Linked DNA regions of Homo sapiens: region 2 is linked to region 1. A link is an interaction called in ENCODE POLR2A ChIA-PET data of the cell type or tissue named here. Cell type or tissue: PC-9. All regions are shown on one strand. Each heading gives the region's core, and the rest is flanking DNA. Links, peaks and the distances in the headings are about the cores only.

What was found. Peaks named below come from ENCODE experiments on the same cell type or tissue, not always from the same donor. Only the 100,000 strongest peaks of a DNase experiment are listed, where the experiment ranks them.
Region 2: POLR2A ChIA-PET joins it to region 1 with 27 read pairs; 2 of 35 experiments call an interaction of 5 or more read pairs at or near these places.

What each region holds. Positions count from the first base shown.
Region 1 is chr21:41,340,751-41,355,575 of GRCh38, reverse strand. FAM3B (FAM3 metabolism regulating signaling molecule B) reads right to left here. Exons shown (of 8, transcript NM_058186.4): 4 at 11,042-11,100; 5 at 9,840-9,890; 6 at 8,476-8,563; 7 at 6,852-6,984. Among named protein-coding and RNA genes, the nearest start is that of MX2, 14 kb to the left of the region's middle. In PC-9, for the core only: no CTCF peak of the experiment used is centred there; no DNase peak of the experiment used is centred there.
Region 2 is chr21:41,440,780-41,455,604 of GRCh38, reverse strand. MX1 (MX dynamin like GTPase 1) reads right to left here. Exons shown (of 17, transcript NM_002462.5): 9 at 14,580-14,718; 10 at 13,691-13,889; 11 at 11,739-11,817; 12 at 10,035-10,157; 13 at 9,464-9,605; 14 at 6,310-6,468; 15 at 4,362-4,438; 16 at 2,736-2,984. Among named protein-coding and RNA genes, the nearest start is that of MX1, 22 kb to the right of the region's middle. RefSeq lists an enhancer at 2,211-3,410. In PC-9, for the core only: no CTCF peak of the experiment used is centred there; a DNase peak (open chromatin) is centred at 8,814.

The DNA.
Region 1 (14,825 bases), core at 5,442-7,941:
TTTGTTTGTTTGTTTGTTTCACTTAGCCTGTTTTCAAGGTTCATCCATATTGTAGCATGTATCAGAATTTTATTTCTTTACGTATTTGAATATATTCCATTGTATGGCTAAGCCATATTTTATATATACATTTCTTACCCATTAATCAAACATTTGGGTTGATTCCATTTTTTGGCTATTATAAATAATGTTGCTATGCACATTTGTGCACAAGTTTTTGTGTGGACCTATGTTTTCATTCTCTTGGGTATATACCTACAAGAGGAACTGTTGGGTCATAGGGCCACTGTATGTTTAACTTTTTGAGGAACTGCCAGAATGTTTCCCAAAGTAGCTGTACCATTTTACATTTCCTCCACTAGTGCATGAGGGTTCTAATTTCTCCATATTCTCACCAGCACTTCTTCTTATGTCTTTTTAAAAATCATAGCCAACCTAGTAAGTGTTAGGGGATATCTCATTATGGTTTTGATTTGTATTTTTCTGAAAATGAATGATGTTGAGCTTCTTTTCATGTGCTTATTGACCATTTGTATATCTTCTTTGAAGCAAAATCTATTCACAACTTTGTCCATTTTTAAATTGGGTTATTTGTCTTTTTATTATTGAGTTGTAAGAGTTCTTTATGTATTCTAGATTCAGGTCCTTTATTTGCAAATATTTTCTCCCATTCTGTGGTTTATCTTTCACTTTCTATAAGGTATCATTTGAAGCACAAAAGTTTTTTTTTAACTTTTAAGTTCGGGGTACACGTGCAGGATGTGCAGGTTTGTTCCATAGGTAAACATGCATCATAGGGGTTTGTTGTACAGATTATTTCATCACCCAGGTATTAAGCCTAGTATCCATTAGTTATTTTTCCTGATTCTCTTTCTCCTCCCACCTTCCAGCCTCCAATAGGCCCCTCTATTGTGTGTTGTTCCCCTCTATGTGACCATGTATTCTCATCATTTAGCTCCTACTTATCAGTAGGAATGTGTGACACTTGATTTTCTGTTCCTGCATTAGTTTGCTAAGGATAATGGCCTCCAGCTCCATACATGTCCCTGCAAAGAACATTATCTCATTCTTTTTTATGGCTGCATATTATTTCATGATGAATATGTGTCACACTTTCTTTATTCAGTCTATCATTGATGGGCATTTGGGTTGACTCCATGTCTTTGCTATTGTGAACAGTTTTGTAATGAACATATGTGAGTACGTGTCTTTATAATATAACAATTTCTATTCCTTTGCTTTTTGAATATTAAATTTTACTTATAACAAATATAATTTGTTAGGAATATTCCCAGTAATGGGATTGCTGGTCAAATAGTATTTCTGTCTTTAGGTCTCTGAGGAATTGCCACATGTCTTCAACAAAGGTTGAACTAATTTACACTTCCACCAGCAGTGTAAAAGCATTCCTTTTTCTCTGCAACCTTGCCAGCATCTGTTATTTTTTGACTTTTTAATAATAGCCATTCTGACTGGTGTGAGATGGCATCTCATCATGGTTTTGATGTGCATTTCTCTAAGGATCAGTGATGTTGAGCTTTTTTTCATATGCTTGTTGGCCACATGGATGTCTTCTTTTGATAAATGTCTGTTCATGTCCTTTGTCTTTTTAATGGGATATTTTTTCTTGTAAATTTGTTTAAGTTCCTTTAGATGCTGGATATTAGACTTTTGTTAGATGCGTACTTTGCAAAAATTTTCTCCCATTCTAAAGGTTGTCTGTTTACTCGATAGTTTCTTTTGCTGGAAGGACAAAAGTTTTAATTTGCTGAAGGGCAACTTACTTTTCTTTTGTTGTTAGTGGTGTCATATCTAAGAAACCATTGCTTAAACCAAAGTCACAAAAATTTATGCCTCTGTTTTCCTCTAAGAGTTTAATAGTGTTAGCCATTACATTTACGTATTTGATTTATTGTTACTTAATTTTTGTATATGGTATGAGGTAGGGTCCAAGTCTATTCTTTTCCATGTGAATATCCAGCTTTCCCAATACCATTTGTTGAAGAGACTATTCATTCCCCATTAAATAATCTTGGCACTGTTGCCTAAAGTCAATTGATCAAAAATGTGAGAACATGCACATCTGCTGGAGTCTCAATTCTATTTCATTTCTCTGTATGCCCATCTTTATGCCAGAGTGACAGTATCTCAATCACAGCAGCTTTGTGTTATGTTTTGAAATTGGAACATGTGAGCCCTGCAACTTTGTTCTTTTTCAAGACTGTTTTTGTTATTTGAGTCTCTTGAATTTCCATATGAATTTTAGGATGAACTTGTCAATTTCTACAAAATATATCAACTTGGATTCTAGTAGGAATTGTGTTAAATCTGTAGATCAATTAAGAAAGTATTGACATCTTAACAATATTAAAATTTCTGACCCATGAACATGGAATATCTTTTTTTAAGTCCTCAATTTCTTTCAACATGTTTTATTGTTTTCAGTGTATTAGTCTTGCATCTCCTACGTTAACTTTATTCCTAGGAATTTTATTCTTTTTGATACTGTTATAAATACAATTGCTTTCTGAATTTCATCTTCAGGTTGTTCATTGCAAGTAAAGAGAAGTATAATTGAGTTTTTCCATTGATTTTTGTATCCTGCAACTTCGCTAAACTTGGTATAAGTTCAAATAGTTTTTTAGTGGACCTCTTAGGATTTCCATTAAGTTGGTGCAATTACTTTTGCACCAGCCTAGTATACATAAAATCATGTCACCTGCAAACAGAAATAGTTTTACTTCTTCCTTTATTTATTTATTTATTTATTTATTTATTTTTGAGATGGAGTTTCGCTAATGTTGCCCAGCCTGGAGTGCAGTGGCATTATCTTGGCTCACTGCAACCTCTGCCTTCTGGTTTCAAGCGATTCTCCTGCCTCAGCCTCCTGAGTAGCTGGGATTACAGGCGCCCGCCACCATGCCTGGCTAATTTGTTGTATTTTTAGTAGAGACGGGATTTCACCATGTTGGCCAGGCTGGTCTTGAACTTCTGACCTCGTGATCCGCCTGCCTTGACCTCCCAAAGTGCTGCAATTACAGGGGTGAGCCACTGCGCCTGGCCTAAGTACTTCTTCCTTTCTAATGTGATAATGCACCTTCCCTTCCCTCCCCTCCCCTCCCTTCCCTTTTTCCTTCCTTCCATTCCCTTCCCTTTCTTTCTCAGGGAAGGTACAAAATGCCATGGGCATTACGGGCAGCAGTGGCAGGGCCAGAGAGGCTTCTCAGAAGAAACAGCCTTGAGGTGGATCTTTAAGGCTTTGTGAAGGCACCCCCTGCATGGAGGGAGGCATGTGCAGAGGTCCACATGTGGAAAGTTACAGCAGGAATATAAAGACGAGACCTGAACAGAGCCAGCATAGTGGCAAAGCGCTGCAGGGTATGGTAAGAGCAGCCACTCATGAGGCTTTGCTGGAGTGTTGAGCACACAAAGCATGGGAGGGGCTGAGTGGGGCTGAAGACAAGGGTCTGTGCTCCAGTTAGGATCACCAGAGACAAGACTCAGACCATGCTGGAGGCGATGAGAATGATGGCTCCTCCTGCTGCATCATGCTTGTCACACACACAGGGAGCAAGGCAGGCTCCGCTACCCACAGTTCAGGGTGCAGAAGAGGCGCAGGCCTATGAAGTGCCAAACTCAGGTCATGCAGTCGGGGTGGCCAAGTCCAGATCTGAACCAGGTTACCCTCACTTCCAAGACTCCTGTCCTTATTTATTTCTCAGTTTCCTTCCTCCTATAAAACCAAGAGGTTGGATGGAATAATCTTTGAAGTTCCTTATACTTTAAAATTCAATTCAGCAGGTAGTGGGGTCATTAAAGGCTCTGCATGAGAGTGGCCCAGGCGCTGTGCCTAGAAAGCTGACTCCTGGAATAGCAGGTGGAGTGGGAGTGAACATGGGGCTGGGGAGACCCCTGAGGACTCAGGAGGCCCTCCCAACATGGGTACACCACCCTTAGGGAAATACACCACCTGCAAGTCTGAATAGCCAAAGTAACACAGACACAAATGATTCCTCCAGTGGCACTTCTCTCAAGGTCTCGGTAAGACCTGTCTTGAAGCCCTGGCTACCAGTCCAGACCTCACCAACATTTGAGCAAACATCCTTTAGCGCCCCCAAACCACAGAACCTCTAGTAACTCTCCAGCACTGACTGCTTGCTGTGTTTAGGTCTCGTCTTTATACTCCTGTAGTAACTTGGATAACTTTTAGCTGACACAGGTGGGCAAAACAGGCATTTTCCTGAAATTCACTTGGAGCCACCATTTCCAAACACATTCCAATTCTCTAAACTCAGCCCTGGCTTTGACGTCCAGTCTTTTTCTTGATTTCTCCTGCTCCAGAAACTCTTTCATATGAAGGAAATCATAAGGAAGGACTACAACTTCCTCTGTGCAATTCCAATGAGGTTTTTGTTTTCTACGACTTAAACATTAATGAAGAACCTGTTTGATGAGATGTTAACATTTGAGTTAAAAAGGATTTCAGCCTCACATGCCAGCCTTTCTGGTACAGTCTGGACACTCTCATAAATCAGCTGGAGAACCGCACCATTGGTAGTAATAATAACCACAGACGCTCGTGTGCATGGGGGGGTCCCTGTGTGGCACAACGCCCGGGCTGCCAGGAGTACCTGCTCACCGCCGCCCTTGCTAGTTAAATAAGCTGGGGTGGTTAGATAAGGTGGGACAAGGCCCCTGGAGATGCTGAAGAGACTGTGGAACTGGGAAGGAAGGAAAGAGGAGGAGGAAAACAGGGTAAGAGCCGGGGAAGGAGCAGAGAAGTCGGAGGACGCTGTTAAGGGGAAGTGTGGGTGTGTATGTGAAACCAGGGCCTCCATTTTCTCCTGGAGATCCACGCAAGGAGGCTCCCTTCCCCGTGCATCAGAATCTCCAGGCCAGGCCCCACCCTCTGAGAAGCTGGTTCAGTTGTCCTGCGCACAGCCTGGACATCACTGGTTTTTGGGGAGACCCAAGTTGGGAGAGACATTGATTGCAGAAGCTGTGCGGAGGGATCTGGGTTTGGGGTGGGCTGGTGGGGCAGGACCCGGGGAGCTCCAGGAAGGCCCAGCTGTTCTGGGTTACAGGACTCCACTCTGAGATCCATGTGTTTCTCTTCTTTCATGTTCAGGAGCCCTTCTGTGGCAGGAACTATCTTTATTCACCTCTCACAGGTGATGATTCTGAGCACAGAGGGTTAGATAACTTTCCAAGACCACACAGCCAGCTGGATAAAGCCTGGACATTCTCAAGACGACAGCCTGTGGCATGGATCACACAAGGGATCGGAGAGATGGGGACCCAGTATTCGCTCCCCAGGGTCAGCCTGAGGAAATCCCGGGGAGAATGGGGTGCACACTGCAGCACAGCTGCTGGCCCTGGAGGAGGCAGGAAAGCTGGAGCCCAGAGAGGTGACGTGACTTGTTTAAGATCACACGACGTCCCCTCGCAAAACTAACACAGGACCGTAAGCCCCGGCTTCACTATTGTGTGGCTGGTTCAGCTTGCCCTCAGTGTGGGTCCAGGCAGTGGTGGGGCCCAAGGAGCCCCACCAATCAGAGCTCAGGGAGTGCCTCTCGGTTAGGGCAGACCCATGAGGGCTCACTGTGCATGCAAGTGCCCAGGCACAGTCATAAGCAAGGAGGGGTCGAGGCCAGGGCCCCGGGAAACATTCCCTACACGTTCTGCAGGGCTGGCTTCCTGGCTCTAGAGGAACATGAAGTCACAAGGGGAAAGCATGCTTGTGTAGATGCATGCTAAAATAACCATGGTTTCCGGGCCTCCGGAACATGAGACTAGAGGGGGTCACAGAAGGTCTAGGGTTTCCTGGGAACCAGTTCCAAGTTGTCTGGTTGTGTGGCCTGCGCTGAAGTCGCACCTTATCCAGCCCCCTTCTCCTCTACCTCAGGTGGTCATGGCAACAAGAAGATGCCGAGCTGCTTCTGTTGCTTGTCTTTCTTCCCAGACCCGTATCCACAGCACAAGGAGGCAGACTGGGACCAAATGTCAGAGCCTGAAATCAGAAGCGGCCTATTGCACACCCTGGAGATGTAGAAATCTCTGCTTTCTGGGAATTTCTGGCTAAGTGGAAAGGAGGCCCTTATCCTCAGAAGGTATAGTGGGGAAGTCTCGCGCCTTGGTCATGCAGCACAATTTCCTCCTCTTCTGCACCGGTTACTGCAGCACCGGTTACTGCAGCATCTTTTCCTGGAGAGCAGAACCCTCTGAAATTCTCCAGGATGTTGTGATTGTCATCGGATGCTCAGCTTGTTACTCCCACACATTTTGCAAACCCTCAGTTGGAATTTTCACAGGAGACTTAGTGGTTAATAAGTGAGAACGCCATTCTTTTGCTCTTTACTTCTCTTTGATAAATAAAGGCCATAAAGGGAGGGACTTAGAATCAATCACGTGCCCAGTTAGTACAGCAGCAGCAGCAGCAATGGAAGCCAGATTTGTGCAGTGTTGATTTGGTGTCCAGCCTGTTTTGAGTGTTTTGCATTCACCATGTCTGTTCATGCTCTCAGCCATCCTAAGAGGTGAGCTCTCTTACTTTCCCCATAGCAGGAGCTTGGGGAGGTAAACCTCCTGCCCAAGGAAGGAGAGGCCCAGGACAGACCATGTTGGCTGCAGCATGGTGAAAAACCAATACCAACAGCCCATTCAGAATTTTCTACTTTGAAAGAGATTGGAGAAGTTTGAAACTTCTGTCCGGATCTAATGCTGATCTCATGGAAACAGCTGACACAACTCTTATGTTTGGAGACGGAGTTATAACCCACCAGGAACGTTTTCAAGGCACAGCATTTACTATACTCACCATTGGTGGGAAGGGACATTTTAAAACCACTCACCTTTTCTCTCTGAATTTCGGAAGGGAGTTCCAAGCCTTTTGCTGCAATAAATACCCAGCTAGACCTGAATTTCATGTTCCTGATTTCTTTACTTCCAAGTGCTTCTATGGCATTCTTGGCATCGTTATTCAGTCTGCAGGACAAAGGGAAAAGCATGTGAGCATCTCAGGGAGACGTGGAGAGGAGAGGAACTCTGCTCTGGATGTGTTACGCTGTGCATCCTTGGATGGAGGTTTCTAAACACATTCATCTCCTGCTGCAGTGCATGACACACAGTGGCAGCTAAGAGGCACACATGCTTCTTGAGAATGTCACATTTCTAGTTAACCATTGGACATCCAGAGCCATTTTAGGCCCCAGTTTGGGGCACAGAATTCTACTTCTCAATTCTGGAAAGCCCTTGTGCTTTGGGGTTCAATCTCAGGCTCACACTCAGCCAATACAATTTTCGGCTATTGCTCTGCCCCTTGTTTAGTGACCACAAAATAAGGTGGAGAGAAGTTGCTGAAAGATGAAAGCAAATGCCAAAACTGCCCCCTTTTCATAATCAGAAAAGTCCACATCAAAAAGGAAAAAGAAATGTAAAACAATACTGCCACTGCAAACATTAAGATTTAGAGGAAGTGACAGGAGGGTAGACAGGAAAGTAAACAGTTAAGTTTAGATTGTTCTAAGTGAGTTAAGTCAGAATTTTTCAAAGTATGTGCCAAGGAACTTCAGTTTGGTAAGATGCTCCATGAAAAAAGGAATCTGATAAATTTGGGAAATGCTGTGGTCAGTAGCCCTGTCTGGGAAATTCACCACACAAATAAGCACTTTGAAGGTTCTTAGACATTCTGCAGCAAAGACACAGGTTTGGTTTACTTAGTAGGACACACTCTGAGAGGCACTGAGCTACATCCACTTCTAGTACAGTATTGAATGTGTATGTGTGTATTTCTTTATTCTTTTCCTCTTTTTTTTTTTTTTTTTTTTGAGACAGTCTCGCTCTGTCACCGGGCTGGAGTGCAGTGGTGCAATCTTGGCTCACTGCAACTTCCGCCTCCTGGGTTCAAGCGATTCTCCTGCCTCAGCCTCCTGAGTAGCTGGGACTACAGGTGCATGCCACCATGCCTGGCTAATTTTTTAATTTTTAGTAGAGACAAGGTTTCACCATGTTGGCCAGGATGGTCTCGAACCCTTGACCTCGTGATCCGCCTGCCTCGGTCTCCCAAGTGCTAGGATTACAGGTGTGAGCCACTGCGCCCAGCCTCTTTTCCTCTTTCTATAGGGAAATTATCTCAATTTCCTTTCACATTGCTGTAACTATTAATGCCACCCTGGGTTTAGGCTTTCTGTCCGGAGGTTAGTTTGTCTGTCCTAATTATGGTCAACAGTGGCTTTGTCTTGATTCCTTGAAATACTCCTTTGATTTAGGTTCTAGTACTTCTGTGGTTAGTGATTTAATTTTTTTTTAAAGAAATGCCATCTATTTTGTCATGATCTTTCATTCTTTTTCCTTAGAGAAGTACTTTGCTCCTGGACTTTCTGCTTGTCCCCAGAGGATGTCACTGAGAGACCCTGGCAGCCTCTGCCCCAGCTGGCTTCTCTTGCCCACCGCTGTGACAGACCTACACCCACTCACCTTGTGCTTCCGTCGTCATAGGTCACCATGAAGAGCAGGGATTTTGGAGCAGCACTCTGAATAAACTTTGTCATCGGTCCAGAGTTATCTATTGGGGGATGCAAGTCAGTTTTAGGGTCTTTGCTGTTCACTGAGGCTCTGCCTTGGGTGCTGGGCTTCCTCCTGCACCTGCATTCTGTGTCCATTCTGAATCCTTGGGGGTCCCAGCGCTCGCTGCTCAACCCTGCAGATGGTGTGCTAGCTCTGGACGTGTGAACATTCACTGGGGTACCATAGGGACTATCTGAGGTGAGTGGCACAGCGTAGAAGGAAAAGAACCTAACACTTGCAATAGGTGTTCAGGGCAGTAGTGAAAGGGGGTCAAGATAAGGAGCTTTTTTGACCAACAAACAAGAGAAGTGGAGCCCCTGGTAGAAAAAAAAAACCCTCCTTAGAAATGAGATCACCAAACTCTTAACAAGCAGCAGCCTGTGTGGCACAGGTGGAGTGTTCTCTGTAGTCACTGATAAAGGGCCACACCCACACCCACACCACGACCACTGAGCAGAGTGGCCTTGCAAACACACCGACGTGTGCAGGAGAGAGACTCCCACAGAACTCAAATACGAGACATGTGGACCGTGGGCAAGTCTGTGCCAAGAGACTTATCTATGCCTTATAAAATAAAGGTAAACCTCAAACCCTGTTACTCACCGCTGCGGCTCATTATTTACTGTTCTGCTTAGGTTAACTGCAGAGTACAACTGTGTCCTTCTTATTGGGTGGGTGCAGGCGTTTTCTATTCTTCGTCTTCACTATCTTTATAAAAACTTGTTTTTGAAAGTCTCATTGATATATAAAAATAAGAGGGGATAGTATATCCTGGCCAACAACTGCAGTCAAGAGTCAGTGCCTAGAAAGGAGAGACCATCGAGAAAGACTGGGCACCCGTGGGTTCCGGGAATGCTTGCCCTGAGCCCAGCAGAGCACTGTGAGTCACCAGGAGTAATCGTGACAGCTTTCAAAGGATGATGATATTTAGGGCTGGATGCTGGTGGCTTTATTTTACATATAATGTATTTGGCTTTTTTTTTTTTTTAAAAAAAAGGCTTTTTCTCTTTCTTATTATATCATGAGAGCTAAAAAGAGAAAGACTGAGGAAAACTAACAGAAGAAAAGACATTTCTAGATGATGCCTTCAAATGTTCTATGAATTCAATTAGAGTTTAAGAGGATCTACATAAGACCACTCTAGATTACTCAGGAGAGCTGCTGGCGTTTTTCTAGTAGACAAAATAAAAATGGTTGACATTTTTCTTTGTGCTTTTTAATCTTAATTTTCTGTTTAAAATTCATTTGAATTTTAACAGAAAAAATTTTCTTACCACCTTCATACATATCAAAACATCGTGTTGCTGTCACATTCCCAGTTACATCTGAAAATAAAAGAAATGGTATTTTAAAAGAAAGTTCACAGAACTAGGGCGCACTTGTGGCACCAGGGCCTGGGGAAGGAAATATTTCTTCCCTGTCTATCTCCAGCAAACACCACTGATGTAATGACCCAGCCTGCAGAGACAGGGCGGGCCCCTTGAGGAGAGTCCCCAAAACCAGGTCAAAGGAAAGTGCTGGAAGCTGTGCTAGAACTTTCTTCCAGTTTGCTTTGGGTTACACCTGATGGAACACTAATACCTCCCCCACCCAACTCATCTCACAGAAACACCAGAGACCCCTCACTCAGGCCCACCCGCCTCATCCCACAGAAACACCAGAGCCCCCTCAGCCAGGCCCACCCGCCTCATCCCACAGAAACACCAGAGCCCCCTCAGCCAGGCCCACCCGCCTCATCCCACAGAAACACCAGAGCCCCCTCAGCCAGGCCCACCCGCCTCTTCCCACAGAAACACCAGAGCCCCCTCAGCCAGGCCCACCCGCCTCATCCCACAGAAACACCAGAGCCCCCTCAGCCTGCCCACTTCCTACTTTACAGCCTCCTTCAGGGCTGTCAGATTGGGAGCATTTTATCTTCACTTCCACAGCCCTCACGTCTCGGGGCTATGCGGCCCACTCACTCACAGGGACGTTGTGGGAAACCCTTTCCTTCTCCTCTGGGCCCCTCAAAGGCAACTGTGAGAGAGCTTTATTCCAGACCTAAGAGAAAGGCCAAGTTTTGTTTCCCACGAGGTTGCAGTGGCTTTTATCACACAGAAGGATGAGATGGTCTATGGTGTCAGCCCCTGAGCAGACACTGGGACTCTGGGAGCAAATGAGAGGCTCAGTCCAGGACCACAGGCTGCACCCCCTTGGCGGCCCTTCTGGTGTTAACCCTAACTTTGGCCTATCCCTCTGTTTTTTTCTTTTTTTAAAATAAAGTCTATATTTGGTTTTCAGTTGTTTATTTGTTGTTAGAACCACAAATAATCTGTGAAGTGAGACTTGTAAAAATAATTGAGTATATAATCTTAAAATGCATTAAAATACAAACCTAGACTAAATCACGCGCAAAAGTCTCGAAAACCCAAGGTACCTTTGAAAATCTGACCAGAGAGCTTTTAGAGAAGTTTAAAGAAAATGTTTAGTAACTTACAGTTGACAATGGCAATGTTTATTCCTCTGGCAACATTTCCCAGCTGTTCTCCCATAAGTCTGAAATGGAGCTAAGCATTAGTCAAGTACCAAGAGGCGTGCGACTCTCCCCGCTCCGCGAAGTCTTCGCCTGACCAAATGTCAGTCTCATCTGCTGTCCCCCACCTTTTCCTTGAAAGTCTGCATTCGCCTTGGTGCAGCTCCCGAGACCGCCACCCCCATGTTCATCCACACACATCTATTCTCAGTGTCTACAGACTCAGTCCCTCAGGGGACCTGGACTCTCAGGGGACCTGGACACTGCATTCAATCTTATAATTTAGACAAATGGCTAGGGGGAAGAAAAACTAACATTTATTTAGCTCAGGCTCTTCACAGATGCACTTTATTGTTAATTTATTATCTATTTATTTATTGAGACAGGGTCTCACTCTGTCACCCAGGCTGGAGTGCAGTTGTGCAATCGTGGCTCACTGCAACCTCTGCCTCTCGGGCTCAAGCAATCCTTCCATCTCAGCCTCCCAAGTAGCTGGAAGTACAAGCGTGCACCACTACAACAGGCTAATTTTAAAAATTTTTTTGTAGAGACGGAGTTTTGCCATACTGCTCAGGGCGGTCTTGAACTCTTGGGCTCCAGTGATCTGCCCGCCTCAGCCTCCCAAAGTGCTGGGATTATAGACATGAGCCACCATGCCTGAGTATGTCACTTAATTTTTAACCTTTAAATTGTAGAATATGAAATGCCAAATTCAAGAGGATTGTGCCCTAAAATCAGGAAAACTAAATGACTTACCTGGAGATGGTAATTATTGCTGAAGATCACAGAAATTGTGTGTGTGCATGTTGTATATGTGCATGTTCCCATTGTCAAGTGTCAGAATCAATGACATGTTAGCTTTATGAAAATAATTTGGAAGGCTTCCTCCTTTTTCCATGCTTTGGAATAGCGAACACGGAACTTTAATATTTTGTTTTGACACCTTTACCTAAACTCCCCTATGAGTTTTCTAGGCTTAGTGCTTTTTGACAGGTTTAGAGACTATTCCATAATAACTTGAAGCAGAAAGAGATTTCTGATAATAGAAAATCGGCTAATCTAAACCGACTTTCTCATGGAGAAAAGCAGAAAACATGAGGCAAGTTTTGTTGTTGCTGTTGTTGTTAAAGATCTGGTTGTATACGTTAGAGACCAAATAAGGTAGTTAAGAATTTCCCAGGCCAAGATCTGGGAGAAGACTAAATTTCAGGTTGGTAAGTCCAGCGTTTAAAAGCTACTTTTAACCAAGGAGAATTTGCTGATTCCAGAAAAGGTGTGTAAGGAAGTGAACAGCCCTTCTGACAACCATGTGAGCCAAGGGAACAGAAGTTGGAAGCCAGGGTCAGGGCCATGTTAAATCTCCCACATCTTATTTGGCCTGGGGTCACAAAGGGTTGAATCCTGAAAGTGAGAGCAAACCAGAAAAAAATCAGAGCTTGTATAAACTTCAGCCTAGTTTTTAGTCAACTAGGTGGCCCAGAAAATCTTTAACACTTATTCAGGTCATCCTGTTCTGCTAAAGGTTCCAGGTCCCTGGGAGAAGCAAAGATAATTCCTCAGAAGAAGATATCATCCCATGCCTCAATTTTTTTAAAAAACAGGTGCAGGATCAAATGAAACCTGACACGTGAGGAAAAAGGCCAACGCACACAAGAGACAATGGAACCAGCAGAAAACAGTAGATAATAGTGACAGACTCACAGGCACTCTAAATGCTAGAGTTATCCAACTCAGACTTTAACTATAATGTATTCAAAAACATGGTTGATAAAATTAAAAATTTCAGAACTGAAAAGTACCAAAACTGACATGCTGATTTTAAAAAGAACCAGAATGAATTTCTAAAACTAAGATAATATAGTAACCTAAAATCAGTAGTGATTGAATGGGTTTGACAGCAGATTAGGTACAGTGGGTGAGAGAATTAGTGAATGGAAAACAACTCTGTCCATGATAAAGAGCAGAGAGGTAAACAAATGGAAAATACAAAATAGACTATAGGCTCTAGAGACTATAGTAGTGATAAGGTCTAATATATGTTTCATTAAGAATCTCAGAAGAAGAGGAGAAAGTGAATGGGCAGAAGATACAAGAGCAGAGAATTTGTTAAATTTGATGAAAGACTTCAATACCTACCAATTTAAGAAACTCAAAAAAACTCCAAAGAAGATAAAACAACAAAAGACACATTGGAGTACAAATGTTGAAAACCAGACAAGGAATCTCTAAGGTGACGGGGACGAGGGCAATGGGCAGTTACTTTCACAGCAGCGACAATAAGACTGTCAGCTGACTTCTCAAAAGGAAAATATAGAACCTAGAAGACAGTGGAATAGTACCTTGAATGTGCTGAAAGAAAGTAATGGCTAACACAGCCTACAAAAGTATTTTTCAGGAACAAAGATGAAATAAAGATATTTCAGAGAAACGTAAACTGGAAAGATTCACTATCAGCAGACCACACTATTTTTCAGGTATGAAGGTGAAGTAAAGATATTTCAGAGAAACATAAACTGGAAGAATTCACCATCAGCAGAACATGCAGGAGGGTTTGCTCTGTGTCTTTTGCTGTAAGAAAACTTACCTATAAGTGTAACCTGTTATTGGGTCTTAGGAATTTTTCTAGAGTATCACTGAATTTGAGGCTAGTTGTGAGAATCCTTCTTCAAAAAAACACTCAACAAAAATGTATGTGCATGTGCACCAAGAGACATAAACAGCACTGTTCATAATAACCCCAAACTGGGAATGACTCAAATGTCATTCAACAATAGAATGGATAACTGTAACATATTCATGCAATGCAGTATCATACAGCAATGAACATCTAAGAACAACAGCTACATCCAACGTGAAGGATAAATCTCAGACACAAAAGAGTATTTGGTTTATGATTCCACTTATACAAAGTCCAAAACAGACAACATTAAACAAGTGTTGAATTAAATAACAGTATTTTGCAATGCATGCTTAGGCAGTAAAACTACCAAGAAAAGTGAGGAAATAAATCACCACCAAAAAAAATCCAGGTTACCATTGGGCAGGAAGGAAAGAGGAAGCTGCATTTCAGAAGGGGTACACAGAGGGCTTATGGGGTGCTAGTGATAGTCTATTTCTTAGCCAGGATGGTGGTTACACAACTGCTCGCCTTATCATAATTTATTACAAAATGATATATTCATAAGGTTATTTATTGCAGCATTACTGGTAATACCAAAAGATATCAAACATCAGAAATGCCTATCAGTGCAGAACTAGTTGAATAAACTATGACACATCCGTGCTATGGAATACCACATATCAATAAAAGAAATGAGGAAAAGCCTGATGTACTGATATGGAGTAATCTCTATTAACTGTTAAGTGAAGAAAGCCAAGGTCATAACTGTGTATAGAGTTTACCACCTTTTATGTAAGAAAGGATATAAATGTGTGTGTACATATGAGTGTATACGTGTATAATGTGTATATACACATATGCACACATATTCATACACACATATACATATATTCACATGTATACATGCATATATATACCTGTATATAAAAATATACATAGGTATGTATTAATTTTATATATATATATAGCTTATTTTTTGCCATTAAGAAATACTGGAAGAATAAATCAAAAACTAATTAAAAAATTAATGGAGATGGGAACAAGAGGTGGGGAGAAAAGGTGGAGAATACAGGGAAGATTTCTCTGAGCCTCCTTTTTTGGGACATGTAATATTCAAACATAATGTTG
Region 2 (14,825 bases), core at 7,694-10,193, 98 kb before region 1:
TATGCATGGGAGCTTTTGAGTGCATGAGTCAGCCTCGGAGGACAGAAATGAACCCGGAGAAGGGCTGCTTCTGTCCAGGGAGCTGCTTGGCTCGGAGACTCCTCTGCCATTGTCACTCATCCTATTGTTTGGATTCTGTGCATGTATATGCCTCACCTACTCTCAAGGTAACTGTTCATTCTAGGAGGCAGTGGAAGCAGCGGACAGGTGTGAGCTTGGCTGCAGGAGAAGCTGATGTGCATGCCTGTCTTCCCCTTAACTGGCTTCACTCACGTGCATGCAGCTCCCAGTGTCTGGAGGAATGGATGTTGACCCTCGGTTTAGAGCCTTGCTCCTCCAAGTGTGGCCTCTATCCAGTAGTATGGTGACCCCTGAGAGCCCGTTAGAAATGCAGAGGCCAGGCATGGTGGCTCACGCCTGTAATCCCAGCACTTTGGGAGGCCGAGGCAGGCAGATCACTTGAGGTCAGGAGTTCAAGACCAGCCTGGCCAACATGGTAAAAGTCCATCTCTACTAAAAATAGAAAAAATAGCTAGGCATGGTGGCAAGGTAAGCCTGTAATCCCAGCTACTTGGGAGGCTGAGGCAGGTGAATTGCTTGAACCCAGGATGTAGAGGTTGCAGTGAGCTGAGATTGTGCCACTGCACTCCAGCCTGGGTAATGGAGTGAGACTCGGTTTCAAAAAAAAAAAAAAAAGAAAGGCAGAATCTCAGCTTCATCCTGACCTGCAATCAGCATCTGCATTTCCACAAGATCCCAGGAGGCCTCTGTGCTGGGTGGAGTTTGAGAGGCCCTGCTTTAAAGCATCCAAATAGTAAGGCAATGGGGACATCTGATAAACCGAGAGATTACAATTTGCTTTACCTCCTCAGGTGTTTACACATCCCAAGGGCTCTACCTGAGTTGTGTCTGTGTTCACTGCCTCCTTCCCTAGGATGAATTAGATTGTACTTCAGGTTAACTGAATCGTGCAGTATCAACCAAAGCATGTGTCTACGCGATAGCTTCCATTTAGTCTGCTACCATTGCATTCCAATGCTGCACTAAGGAAATTGTTGTAAACCAGAAATAAAATCCTATGCCTTCCAGCCAACTCAACAGACCCCCTCTTGGCCAAGTGGACCCCAGAGAAACCTGAAAATCTGAATTCCTGGCCGTAACAGGAAGAGAAGCCAGGCCCTTTTGGAGTTTAGGTTGAAATTGAGATCATAAGGTTGGCCAAAAAGACTCTGGAGTAGTAAGATACCATATTATAAAGTCATGTGAGGCAGGGGTTAAGTCACACACACCCCACAAACCATGAAATCTCCTTGGATGAGTTTCCATGAACTCAGTATAAAATGGCTTACTTTCCAACCCGACTCTGGTATAGCATCACAAGACAGATTGCAGACCCTAAAGGAAATACAAATATTTTACCTAAAAATATATTTTGTGGACATATTTTGAAACGGCTGTAACAGGACCAACAGATTGAAATGGCCCTGCCATGTTTTGTGGGGGGGGAATTTGCACCTGTAGAGAATCTCCATTAATGCAGTCAGACCTCTCCCCTTCTAGGCCTTCCCTGAATCTAGGAGAGATTAACTGAGAGCCTGCTGCCTCTAAGGCCTGAAAAGAAACATTTACCATTTATTCTCTCTGAAGGCTGCTACCCAGAGTCTTCATCTACATACCTTTGGCCTCTAACACTGCCTTAACTCAGGCATTTCTTTCTATTGATGTCAAGTTTGTAGACAAAGTTTAACTCTTTCAAGCAATCGTCAACCAGAAAATCTCTGAACCCACCTATGACCGGTAAGCTCCCCCTCCTTCAAGGTGTCCTGCCTCTTTAGGGAGGGCAAGTACACCTCCCATGTATTGATTTATGATTTTACCTACAATTCCTGCCTCTCTGAAATGTATAAAATCAAACTGCATCCTGACAGCCTCAGGCACACTTCCTCAGGACCTCCTGAGACTGTTCCCAGAGCCATGGTCCCTCATATTTGGCTCAGAATAAACCTCTTTCAAATATTTTAACAGAGTTTGGTTTTTCCATTAGCAATCCATTATCATCATCCACACTCGTCTCCTGGAATATGCACTAGAATCTATGAGGAGACACCATTTTACAAAGAAAGCTGAGGCTCAGAGAGGTTAAGTAACTTGGCCAGAGCTAGACAGCCATCAAAACCAGATGTCACTGGCTCTAAGCCACCATCTCTCTGTCTGAGGTTGAGCTGCTTCTACGAAGGCGATATGGTTTGGCTCTGTGTCCCCACCCAAATCTCATCTTGAATTGTACTCCCATAATTCCCACCTGTTGTGGGAGGGACTCAGGGGGAGATAACTGAATCATGGGGGCAGTTTCTCCAATACTGTTCTCATGGTAGTGAGTAACTCTCATGAGATCTGATGGTTTGATAAGGGGAAACCCCTTTCACTTGGCTCTCATTCTCTCTCTTGCCACCGCCGCCAGGTAAGAAGTGCCCATTGCCTTCTGCCGTGATGGTAGAAGGCCTCCCCAGCCATGTGGAACTGTAAGTCCGTTAAACCTCTTTCTTTTGTAAATTGCCCAGTCTCAGGTATGTCTTTATCAGCAGCATGAAAATGGACTAATACAGGAGGCTAACAAGGAGGTAAACGACAGAGCTGACCAACGTCACCTACAGAGAGAGCAAGACTAAAGAGAGAGGCGTTCAGAAGAAAAGGAAAGAATGGAAGCTGGCATCCTGAACCACGCGAAGACGTACCTGGTGATAGGCCATCAGGTGCTGAAAGATCTCCTCCATGGAAGAGTCTGTTGCCGAGCTGGACTGGAAAGCCCCAAAATCCCAGGATTTCTTCTTCTTTTCTTCTTCCAGCTCCTTCTCTCTGACCTTCTGCAATGCACCCCTGTATACCTGGTCCTGGCAGTAGACAATCTGTTCCATCTGGAAGTGGAGGCGGATCAGCTTCTCACCTTCTCTCTCTTGTTCTGCTCTAATGTCTTCAATTTTGGACTACAGTAAAAAATAAATAAATACAGTTTCCCTCAAGACACAAATTCCTGAGTCACAGGAAAGTAGGTAAGAAGTCCGTAAATACCAGGTTACCCAACGTGAGTGAAACAGCACGTTTCCTGGAACAGCCCTCTGGGCCGCGCCCTGGTGTATCTAAGGCAGGTTTCTAGCCCTGGCTGAGGGTCAGAGCTTCCCAGGAGGCTTGAGCCACAGATGGGCCGGACCCCCATCCCGGGGCCTGGGGACCTGCACAGGCTTGCTTTCAGGCCCCGTAACTCAGCTTCTTTCCTTTCTCTTTTAGGGGCTTCTATATCTGATGGCGAGGATTGTCATATCCATCAGATAATCCACAGGGATGAGCAGGAAAGCCATGTTTAAGTCAGAAAATTATGTTTTATGTTCCCGGGGTTTAGAGAAACTGGTTGCCAAAACCTGAGGAGGAGAAACTTCACCCCTGGACCCTCCAGGCCTTGAGGAGAGGCACAGTGCACAGTGGCAGGTGCATCCTAAACATCTTACTCCACGTCCATCTCAACCTTCTGAGGAAGGCCTTATCAGTCTTCTTTTATGAATGAGGAGTCAGGGGCACAGGCTGGAAGTGGCACATCCCAAGGCCTCCAGCTGGTGAATCATGGGGCCAGGCTCCTCATCTGTGCCGGGGACACCTATTTCTAAGAGTGGCTAAGTCTGGTCTCTTGGCCCAGTCTGTCCCCCAGGCTCATTTCCTGTAGGCTCTTTCCTCACTCTGGATGGAAAGTTTTTTTGTTTGTTTTTTTTTTTTTTTTTGAGACGGGGTCTCGCTCCATCGCCTAGGCTAGAGTGCAGTGATGCAATGTTGGCTCACTGCAACTTCCACCTCCTGGGCTCAATCAATTCTAAAGTGTCAGCCTCCCAAGTAGCTGGGATTACAGGCATGCACCACCACGTCCAGCTACTTTTTTGTATTTTTAGTAGAGATGGGGTTTTGCCATGTGGGCCAGGCTGGTCTCAAACTCCTGGCTTTAAGTCATCTACCGGCCTCAGCCTCCCAAAGTGCTGGGATTACAGGCTCATCATGCCCACTCGGGCCAGAAATATTCTATTTTTATATGTAGTTTCCTCAGTGAGTTTCTGGATTTGGAGCCATTGCCCTTAGATGTGATAATCTTCTCCGCTAACTGTGGATCTCTTGTTCTGTGCGTTTAAGCACTCCCTCCTTTATTGCTTTTAACCAGACATCACCGGTAACATCAGAAGAAGCACTAGTGAGTGATGTTATTTGCTGTTCTAAAAGTATACAATAAAGTTGAAATAATCCTCATCCAAGAAATCTATTTTCTAGTGTCAAGCTTAATTTCTTTTCTTTTTTTTTTTTAAACAACACATGGTTGGTTTTACCTTGGCGGTTCTGTGGAGGTTAAAAAACTCTTCAAAATTTTTTATCGAAACATCTGTGAAAGCAAGCCGGACCATATCTAATCAAAGAGAGAAAAATAGTTCAATATTGGTAGGATCATTTGTTCTCTTCTTAAGATGCAAAAAAATATGAGGATCAAATGGTATGAAGTAAAGTTTCCCCTCTCCCCGCTCCCTTCTTCTCTTTACCATGAAAAAGCAAGGCATGCTCTTTTTGCTTAATAATTTGCTGGAAGAATCTTAAAAGCAAATGACCCCTGGCATACATTTATTTGATATTTAAACTTTTTATCCTAAATAGCTGCAAAGAATGTAATTTCTTTTAAATTATAAATATTAATATTTTATAATACAACTCTTAATATAAGTCAAATCACTCTTAAATATATCAATGGAATTTGAGTGTCTACATTATCCATTTGAAAAAAATACAAGAACAAGCTCTTAGATTAAAAAATTTATATTATTTATCTTTTATTTTTGAAACTCATTTCTATTCTACTTCCTCACAGAATTTTATTGTAATACAAGGTATAGTATCTTTATGATTGAAAACCTCTTATTGATCTCCATGTCATACATTTCTGAAAAAGAAATAGGTATATCTATGTTGATTTTTATGACTATAAGGCTCTAAGTATTATAAACTTTCCTCTGGAATGAGTTAAGAGTCTACAATGGACCAAAACAACATGATTGCAGGTTTTGGTATATGATTATCAGGGCTAAAAGGTCAATTTTACTGGAAATACACCTCTGAATGAGCTGTTCTGAGGCTATCTCCAGCTCCTTAGTTCATGGATCCATGAGTGATTATTAATTACTGCTAAGATGAGGCAGCTGAAGTGTGAGTAAGGATACTGTCAGTCAAGGAGAGGATGAAGAATAGAGATTTAATACCTGGAAAACCAAGAAAGCAAAGCATTTCAAGAAGGGAGTGGATCCACAGTAGGATCTAGTTTCCTACCTATCCGTGACACACCTAGATTCCTACAGCACTCCAAAAGGTTCCAAACACATCTACACGTGCAGTTATGGAACCATTGGCTTTACTCCTCGGAGATTTCAAATAAACAGCCGATTTTGAGTGTGAAGCCAGCATAGCAGTGGAGCAGGGGGGAGGTGTGGTGTGATAGGAAAAATATAAATATTTTGTCTTTGTCCCCATTTCCTAACATAGAGCCCCTACATCTCTTGGAATGTCCAGCCTTAGGAGTATCTCGTGTTTTGAAGAGATGATGCCTGGTGGGCCCCTACATAGCTTCAGGATTGGGGCCGGGCACTAGAAAGACCAAGCCTTGGCTAGAAACTTAGAACTTCCAGCTCCACAGAGGAGGGAGGGCCTGGAGATTGAGTCAATCCTCCATCATGCCTTCATGATGAGGCCTCCATAAAACCTTCTCCGCGGTGAGGTTCCAAGAGCTCCCTGGTTGATGACCACATCTCTGTGCCATGAGGATGGTGCCCCCAACCCCGTGGGGACAGAAGCTTCTGTGTTCAGGCCCCTACTATGTGCCTCTCCAACAGCTTCATTTGTGCCCCTTATCAAATCCTTTCTAATAGACCAGTAAATGTCAGTGAAGTGTGTTCCAGAGTTCTTGGTTGACCTGAGGAATGGGTCGCAAGAACCTTGATTTATAAACAGTCCATCAGAAGAATAGGAGGTCTGGGACTTGTGACCGGCATTTGTAGTTGGGGCCAGTGTTGTGGAACTGAGCCCTTAAGCTATGGGGTCCACACTGACTGAGGGTAGTTAGTGTCAGAATTGAATTGAATTGTTGAATACCAACTTGGCATCTGGAGAATGAGAGGTTTGCTCGTTGGTGTGGGATGCACCCCAGGAGGAAAGTGCTGAAGTTTGGTGCTGGCTTTGGTTCGAACCTTTCCTTTCTTTAGAAATCAATGCTCAGAGGTGAAACTGAGCACTCACCCGTCACGGTGTGTAGCATATCCACAGCCGGCTCTTCCAGTGCCTTGATTTGCTGTTTCACGATTGTCTCAAATGTCCTGTAATTCACAAAGCCTGGCAGCTCTCTACCACGATACTGATTTTCAAATTTCTGGATTTTTCTACTCAAAATTTTATGGCCTATAGCAGGAAAAAAAACCCTCTAAATTATTTTACAAAAATAATCTTGCACATTTTTCTAAACACAATACCATTCTAAATTTTCTGAAAATATAAATGGCAAGAAAAAGTGGTATCAAATCAAATCTAACTGGTAAACTAAAAATATCCAGGGATTACACACACACACACACACACACACACACACACACACACACACACACACAAAACCAGATCTGAAGATAATTTTCCTTAGTCATCTCAGGAAGGGGAGTGCAGAGCCAGGTACGATGCCAGGAACCCACATACGCAGAAACTTCGAGTAAGACCCTTTTTTTTCATTTGTTTGTTTGTGACAGAGTCTCGCTCTGTCACCCAGGCTGGAGTGCAGTGGCGTGATCTCAGCTCACTGCAAGCTCTGCCTCCCGGGTTCACGCCATTCTTCTGCCTCAGCCTCCCAAGTAGCTGGGACTACAGGTACCCGCCACCACGCCCGGCTAATTTTTTTGTATTTTTAGTAGAGACGGGGTTTCACCGTGTTAGCCAGGATGGTCTCAATTTCCTGACCTCATGATCCACCTGCCTCGGCCTCCCAAAGTGCTGGGATTACAGGCGTGAGCCACCGTGCCCGGCCAAGACCCCTTCTTAAAAACGTACTCGAGTATGAAGTTTTGTGAATCCAATTTTAGTTTTACCAAAGAAATTGTACCATAATACACTCCTTGCCCTCAACTGCATGCCCATTAGAAATGAGCATGAACACTTTCTGGAATTAACAATACATCACATATTCATGTGTCGAAAGTATTGCCATGTGTAGAAAGTGTTTACAAGTCAAATGGGATAACAGAGTAAACCAGGCACATCAACTTGTATGAATGTGATACAGTAGCACTGTTCACTGTGTAAGATGCTGCATTTTTCTTTAAACTTTTGGAATGATTTGTACTCCCAACAATCCACACTAGAGAGAGTTAGCCCCATCAGAAGTTCAGAGGGTTTGAGTTCCTTTTTGAGTGGTAATCTAGAACACTTTTTTTAGTCAGGAAATATTTTCCCATAAGGATTTTTCTAATTGAGATGTCATTTACATAGTATAACATTCACTCTGTTAAAAATATATGGTTCAGGCCAGGCACAGTGGCTCACGCCCGTAATCCCAACACTCTGGGAGGCTGAGGCCAGTGATCACCTGAGGTCAGGAGGTCGAGACCAGCCTGGCCAACATGGTGAAACCCCATCTCTACTAAAAATACAAAAATTAGACAGGTGCCTATAATCCCAGCTACTAGGGAGGTGGAGGCTGAAGCAGGAGAATCGCTTGAATCTGGGAGGCAGAGGGTGCAGTGAGCCGAGACTGAGCCACTGCACCCCAGCCTGGGCAACAGAGTGAGACCCTGTCTCCAAAGAAAAAGAAAAAAAAAAGTGTATGGGTGAGTGAATTTTAGTATATTCACAAAGTTGTGCGACCATCCCCAGACATAACTCCCAAACCCCACATCCATCACCCATCAGTGATAACTTCCCACTTTTCCCTCCCCAGCCCCTGGCAGCCACTATTCTGCTTTCTGCCTGCCTGGGTTTGCCTGTTCTAGCCATTTTCTATCAATGGAATCATAGACCGTGTGGCCTTTGTGGCTGGCTTCTTTCACTCAGCATGACATTTTCAAGGTTCATCCATGGGGTGCTGTGGACCAGCACTCTGTGCCTGTCTGTGGCTGGAAATATTCCAGGACTTGGTGTTACGGGCTGAGCTTGAGTTGTGACCTCTTCAAACTCCAATGTTGAAGTCCTAACCCTCAGAAACTCAGAATCTGACTGTGTTTGGAGACAGGCAAAGAGGTAATTAAATTGAAATCAGGTCACTAGGGTGGGCCCTCATCCCATCTGCCTAGTGTCCTTGTGGGAGGAGATGAGGACACACACACTGAGGGACAACCACATGAGGACCCAATGAGAAGAGGCCATCTGCAAGGCAAGGAGAGAGGCCTTAGAAGGAACCAGCTCCACCAACATCTTGATCTTGGACTTCCAGCCTCCAGAACTGTAAGAAAATAAATTTCTACTGTTTAAGCCCCCCCAAGTCTGTGGTACTTTGTTATGACAGCCAAAGCCAACCGCTACACACAGACACAAGCCAGTTGGTTTATCAATTCATCAGTGGATGGTCATTTGGGTTCAGTGATATAGAAGAGAGCAAACATGGCTTTAGTTGTCACTAGCTCCTTATCCTGACCATCCTCCCCAACTGCCCCACTCTTCTCTGTCTTAAGCCAACGTATCAGGTTTACCACGGTATTGACTCATTGCTATGGTCTACATGTTGGTGTCCCCTAAAAATTCCTATGTTGAAACTTAATCCCCAGTGTGATGGTATCAACAGAGGAGACCTTTAGGAAGGATTGGGTTATGAGCACTCTGCCCGCATAATGGCATTCCAGGCATATCTTGTTTTATTGCACTTCACTGATACCGTATTTTTTACAAATTGAAAGTCTGTGGCAATCCCATGTCAAGCAAATCAGCACCATTTTTTTCCAGTAGCACATGCTCACTTTTTGTTTCTGTACCAGCAATTTTTTAGCAATAAGGTGTTTTAAACTAAGGTACATACATATTTTTTAGGCCTAATGCTATTACATACTTAATAGACTGCAGTAGGGCATAAATGAACTGTTTATGCACCAGGAACCAAGAAGTTTATATGACTTGCATTATTGCAATATTCTTTTTGTCTGGAACTGAACCCACAATATCTCTGAGGTATGCCTGTGGTACCCCTGTAAAAAAGAGGTCCGAGGAAGCTTGTTCGTCCCTTATCCCATGAGAGGACACAGCTAGAAGGTGCCATCTTTGAAGCAGAGAACAAGCTCTCACCAGACACCAAATTTCCTGATTCCTTAAGAATAGATTTCTCACCTCCAGAACAATGAGCAATAAGTTTCTACTGTTTATAAATGACCCAGTCTCAGGTATTCGGTTGTAGCAGCCCAAAAGAAGGGACTAAGACACTCACCTTCTTGAAAATTGTTTTCAATTATTGTACTCCATTTGTGGAACTCGTGTCGGAGTCTGGTAAACAGCCGAATGTCTTCCTCCCCTACAGTTTCCTCTCCTTGCATGAGAGCAGTGATGTCCTGATTAAAGGCATTAACTTTCTGTCAAGAAGAAAAACATCAGTATAAGTGGATAGACTTCAAATCCAAGTGTCAAGGTCATTTGGAGGCCGTGCCTATGTGGAGGGTGGGGAGTCATTCTTTGCTTTCTTATGGGACACTGTGGATCAGGGGAAAGAAGAGGTTTTGGCACTAGAAAATCCTATCCCACCCCTTACTGCCTTAGGGATCTGGGTGATGCTCGTGACAGAGTAGGCACAACGCAGCCTGAGCATCCCTCGCTGCTGACTCCACCCCCACATCTGCACTCCCTGCCCTGCCTCCCTCAGCCCTGTCCACCCTTTGAGTGCTACGGGCCAGATGTCTTTGGATCAGCCTTGGGGGAGTGAAGAAGGAAGTGCATAAGGCCCAGGGTCCCTTTTTTGACCATGACATGTGCTTCTCCAGCTCCATGCAGCTGGCAACACTCACATCTATCAGGAAGAACATTTTTTCATTTTCGTCTTCCGGTATGTCGACACCATACTTTTGTAGCTCCTCTGTTATTCTCTGGTGAGTCTCCTTGATTTGATTTTCTAACAGGGGCAGAGATTTCTGAGGAAAATGGAGAGAAAATAATGGAAATGTGTAAAGATGAACAGAGAATGAAAAGGAGGTCCCGGGCCTCCCTCTGCAGAGGAGTTGTGTGGGCCATTTGACTTCCTGGCTTCCTCTAAAAGGAAGCTTTTCCAGACCCGGGGGAGGTGCAGGGGGGCACACACTGGGGGCACTGTTTTCTGCCCAGGTCTTCCCCCTTCCCCACTCCTGCGACAGCAGCCTCATGAGCAGCACTGTGGCACCCACTGTGCATGGGTCCTAGGCCCCGGCAGAGTGACCCGGGAGCAGTTCCTCTGTGGTCATATTAGGTAAACTCTCTGGAGGGAGACTGGAGAGATCCACTTGTCTAGTAGGTTCTGAAAAAGTGGCATTTGGAGCAATTTGAGATTCAACAACTTTTATGTTGCTTGCAATCAATAAAAAGTGATCAGAGACTTATGTTTTTAACAATACGGTTGACGCCATATGCTGGCTCACCCTTCCACGGCAAACATCTAAAAATGCCAGCTGACATGTGAAAGCTGCACCTTTAAATGTATCGGTGGACTCACAAGTTAGTGAGGGGTAGTCAGAGGCCAGCCCCAGTAACAGTGGCCAGGCAGGGGCTCAAGGAGAAGGCAGCAATGAAGCCCGGCTCAGCCACAAGGGCATCTGTCTAGGTAAGAAAATTCGAACGGGAACTTATGAACCTGACTTGGTGCAGAGGCAAAAAATCAATCCCCATGGGCTTGCTCGAGGTGGGGAATCTAATAAGGAAGCATCCTCTTTCTGCATACAGTGGGACCCCAGAGAGCTCTGCACTCATCATGGTCGGCTGGAAACAACCCTGTTATGCACCCGCATTCCTGGGGACCACGTGGAAGACCTTGCACTCTGGTGCTGAGTTGAAAATTTGAAAAAGGCCAGTCTGGTCAACATGGTGAAACCCTGTCTCTACTAAAAATACAAAAATTAGCCAGGCATGGTGGTGGGCACCTGTAATCCCAGCTACTCAGGAGGCTGAGGTAGGAGAATTGCTTGAACCCAGGAGGCAGAGGTTGCAGTGAGCTGAGATCACACCACTGCACTCCAGCCTGGGCAACAGAGTGAGACTCTGTCTCAAAAAAAAAAAAAAAAAAAAAAAAAAGAAAGAAAAGAAAAGAAAAGAAAATTTGAAAAAGGAAGACACTATATTCAGGCAGACTTTTAAAAAGAACCACAGAGAGCTTTTACAAAGCTTTTAGAAGTTAAAAAATATGTTCATTAGAATGACTAAGACATTATAATAGTGGTTGTCAATGAGAAAGGAAGAGTTAGTAGCTTGTGCATAAGATTTTAATTTTTATTTTGGCCCAGTAGATATAGTCTATCAGCATTCCCCCTGACTGTGGTCCCCTGAAAAGGAATATCCACATTGTCTGGGGGCTTGCTGGAAATGCAGAATTCTAGGCCCCACTCCAGACCCACAGAATCTGAAACTGCATCTTAACAAGATCCTCAGAAGATCTGTGTGTACAGTGATGTTTAAGAAGCCAGCAAGGTTCAGCTCTGCGGTCGTAGTATTCTTTTTAGAGAACCCACAGCTCTGCCCGTGCTTACACAGATATGTGTGATGAGCTCGCTGGTAAGTTTTTCTGCCAGGCAGGGAACCGTGGCCTTTCCTTCCTCCAGCAGATCCCTAGAAGAGAACACAGGACCGATTTCCACCTTGATGTAGCCAGAACACGCATGTCTGCCTTTTTGCTGTTGGGGAAAGTCAAGGCAAATTTCAGTTGCTTACAACTGGATGGAATGTCTTGCAGTTGGTACCCAACAAATACTCAGAACTGGATTGAATAGGATTATGACTGAATTTTAGCAATCTAGGATATTTCCACAATGATATGGAATGAGCTCTTCCAGCTGATATAATAAATGTGTATCATGGTGTCTGACTATAGACTTGGTCATCACAAAAATACACAGACATGTATAGATATGTTTTTATAACACATACCCCCTTCTATGTGTAATATGTGTAGGTGATCATAATGGATACAGACATATCTTCATACAAATACATTGAAGCATATTGAGATAAATGGGTAGCAGAACACTGAGGAGAAGAGACACAAGATATCTTGTCCAAGATAAAAACTTAAACCATGGGCTGCCTGGAGGAAGGAAGTCAAGTATCTTCTCACTCGATCCAAATTTGTGCTCACAGAGTGAGTTATTACAGGGTTTCCCACATTTTATAGGACATTTTAGGATAAAGGCAGCAGTGAAGCATGAGTTTCTGTGCCTTTTTGTGAGTATACTCATACCTAAGCTTCAGTTTCTCTGTCAATTTTTCTAAATTGTGGTAAACTACATATAAAATTGACCATTTAACCATCTTTAAGAGTACACTTGAGTGGCATTAAGTACATTCACACTATTATGCAACCATCACCACTGTCTGTCTTCAGAACTTTTCATATTCCCAAACTGAAACAATGGCCCCATTAAACACTACCTGCCCATTCTCTCTCTCCCAGCCCCTGGTGCCCATCATTCTTTCTGTCTCTATGAATCTGACTACTCCAGGGACCTCAGCTAAGTGGAATCAGACAGTATCCGTCCTCTTACGACTGGGTTCTTTCACTTAGTAGAATGTTCCCAAGCTTCATCCATGTTGTAGCATGTGTCAGAATGTCTTTCCTTTCTAAGGCTGAAAGTATTCCATGTTTTTGTACAGACCACATTGCTTTCTGCATCCATCCATCAATGGACACTGAATCATCTCATCTTCTGGCAATTGTGAATGTGCAGAACAGGATGTAAGTTTCCATTTGATATTCCTGGAATTCTGAGTAATGGCTCTCTGTAGGCTTCTGGGAGAACTGAATGTAAGAATGTTTACAACTCTACATAGTCTCATCATTTTAAATCTTACCAATTTGTCAGTCTTTTCCTTTTAAAAAATGTCACTTTTGGTAGGAGGGATAGAAAAATCTTATAAACTATTCACCTACCTTTCTTCTGAGATGCTTATTGCTTCCTCTTAATATTTAACTTTAAACTTTAACTATTTTGGTATAATGAGATAAGTAAGGGCAGTATTTTAGTTTTTTCCCAAATATTAATTATCCTAACACCACTAATAGATACTCAAGCTGATATAGTCCACTATTTGATTTGAAATGCTGCATTTATCATGTGTCAAATATATATATCTAGGTCTATTTCTGGGCTTTCTACTTTTTTCCTATTCTCTTCTATTTATGTTTTTATAAAATATGGTTCCAGCACCATGCTACGTAAATTATTGTACATTGTTCTCTCCCTATTTTGATTGGTTTTTAGTTTTTTTTTTCTTGGCAGTATTTTGTAATCCCCTTCCTATTCTTCTAGGTGAATTCCATAGTCCTTGTTGGGGAACAAGCATAGTCACACACACACGCGCACACACACACACGCACACACACACACACACACTCCACACATCTGTGGGACGGCTGCCACTGTCCCCTGGAAGGCCTGACATCCTGGGCTTGGACTGATCCATGATGAAACCCAGGCAAGCGCACCTGAAATATGGGTGGTTCTCAAAGAAGATCTTCTCTCTCTGCAGGGCTTCGGACAGGCTCAGCTGGTCCTGGATCTCCTGCTGGCCCCGGCACTTGACAATCATGTAACCCTTCTTCAGGTGGAACACGAGGTTCCGCACCACGTCCACAACCTTGTCTTCAGTTCCTTTGTCCACCAGATCAGGCTTCGTCAAGATTCCTGCGAGCCAGATGTATTTGGGGAGAGAACGTGCTCAGTCACGAGGCAGAGGTGAACGAACAACTGCTCACGCCCCCGGCCTCCCAGGGTTTCCTCCCATCCTTGCTTGAGGACAGGCCATAGCCCCTGCAGAACCATGGGGGCAGTGGAGCCCCGCTCCAGAAAAGAACTCCACGACAAGCCGCGTGAAGGCAGGGATGCCTCCCAGAACAGCATGTGGCTCTCCCCAAGCTCCTTCACCCGGGTCCACTGTAGAACACGCCACGTTTTGTTTATCCCTTGAGTTATGGACATCCCATCTCAAATGCATTCTTAATGAGTACCATGTGCCTCCTGAGTTTGACCTGCTTCCGAGCCCACTGTGCCTTTCTGAGCAAGTAGATAAGGCTTACAAGGCAACCTAGCCAGTGAGAGTCAAAAGCAGCTCATTTCACTTGGCCTTGGTGGGCACCAAACCTGCTCCCTTAGCAGGTCTTAGTGGAGGCAGGTCCCCACTGAGCAAAGCCCATGGAGACTGGAGGGACGCTTGCCCACTGGCAGACCACCGAGCACAGGCGGGCTCCCCCATTCTCACCGAGCACAGGCGGGCTCCCCCATTCTCACCGAGCACAGGTGGGCTCCCCCATTCTCACCGAGCACAGGCGGGCTCCCCCATTCTCACTGAGCACAGTGGGGCTCCCCCACTCTCACCGATGGTCCTGTCTCCCTCGGGGTCCACCTCCTGGGCCATGCTGAGAGCCTCTGTGGTGGCGATGTCCACATTACTGGGGACCACCACCAGGCTGATTGTCTCCTGCCTCTGGATGTACTTCTTGATGAGTGTCTTGATCTGTAAGGAAATGAGAGGAGGTGACTCGTGAGTATGGCAAAGGCAAGTGAGAGGTGAGACAAGTCCTGACCTTGCACTTGCTTTAGGCCCTAAGAGTCCCAGGGGTA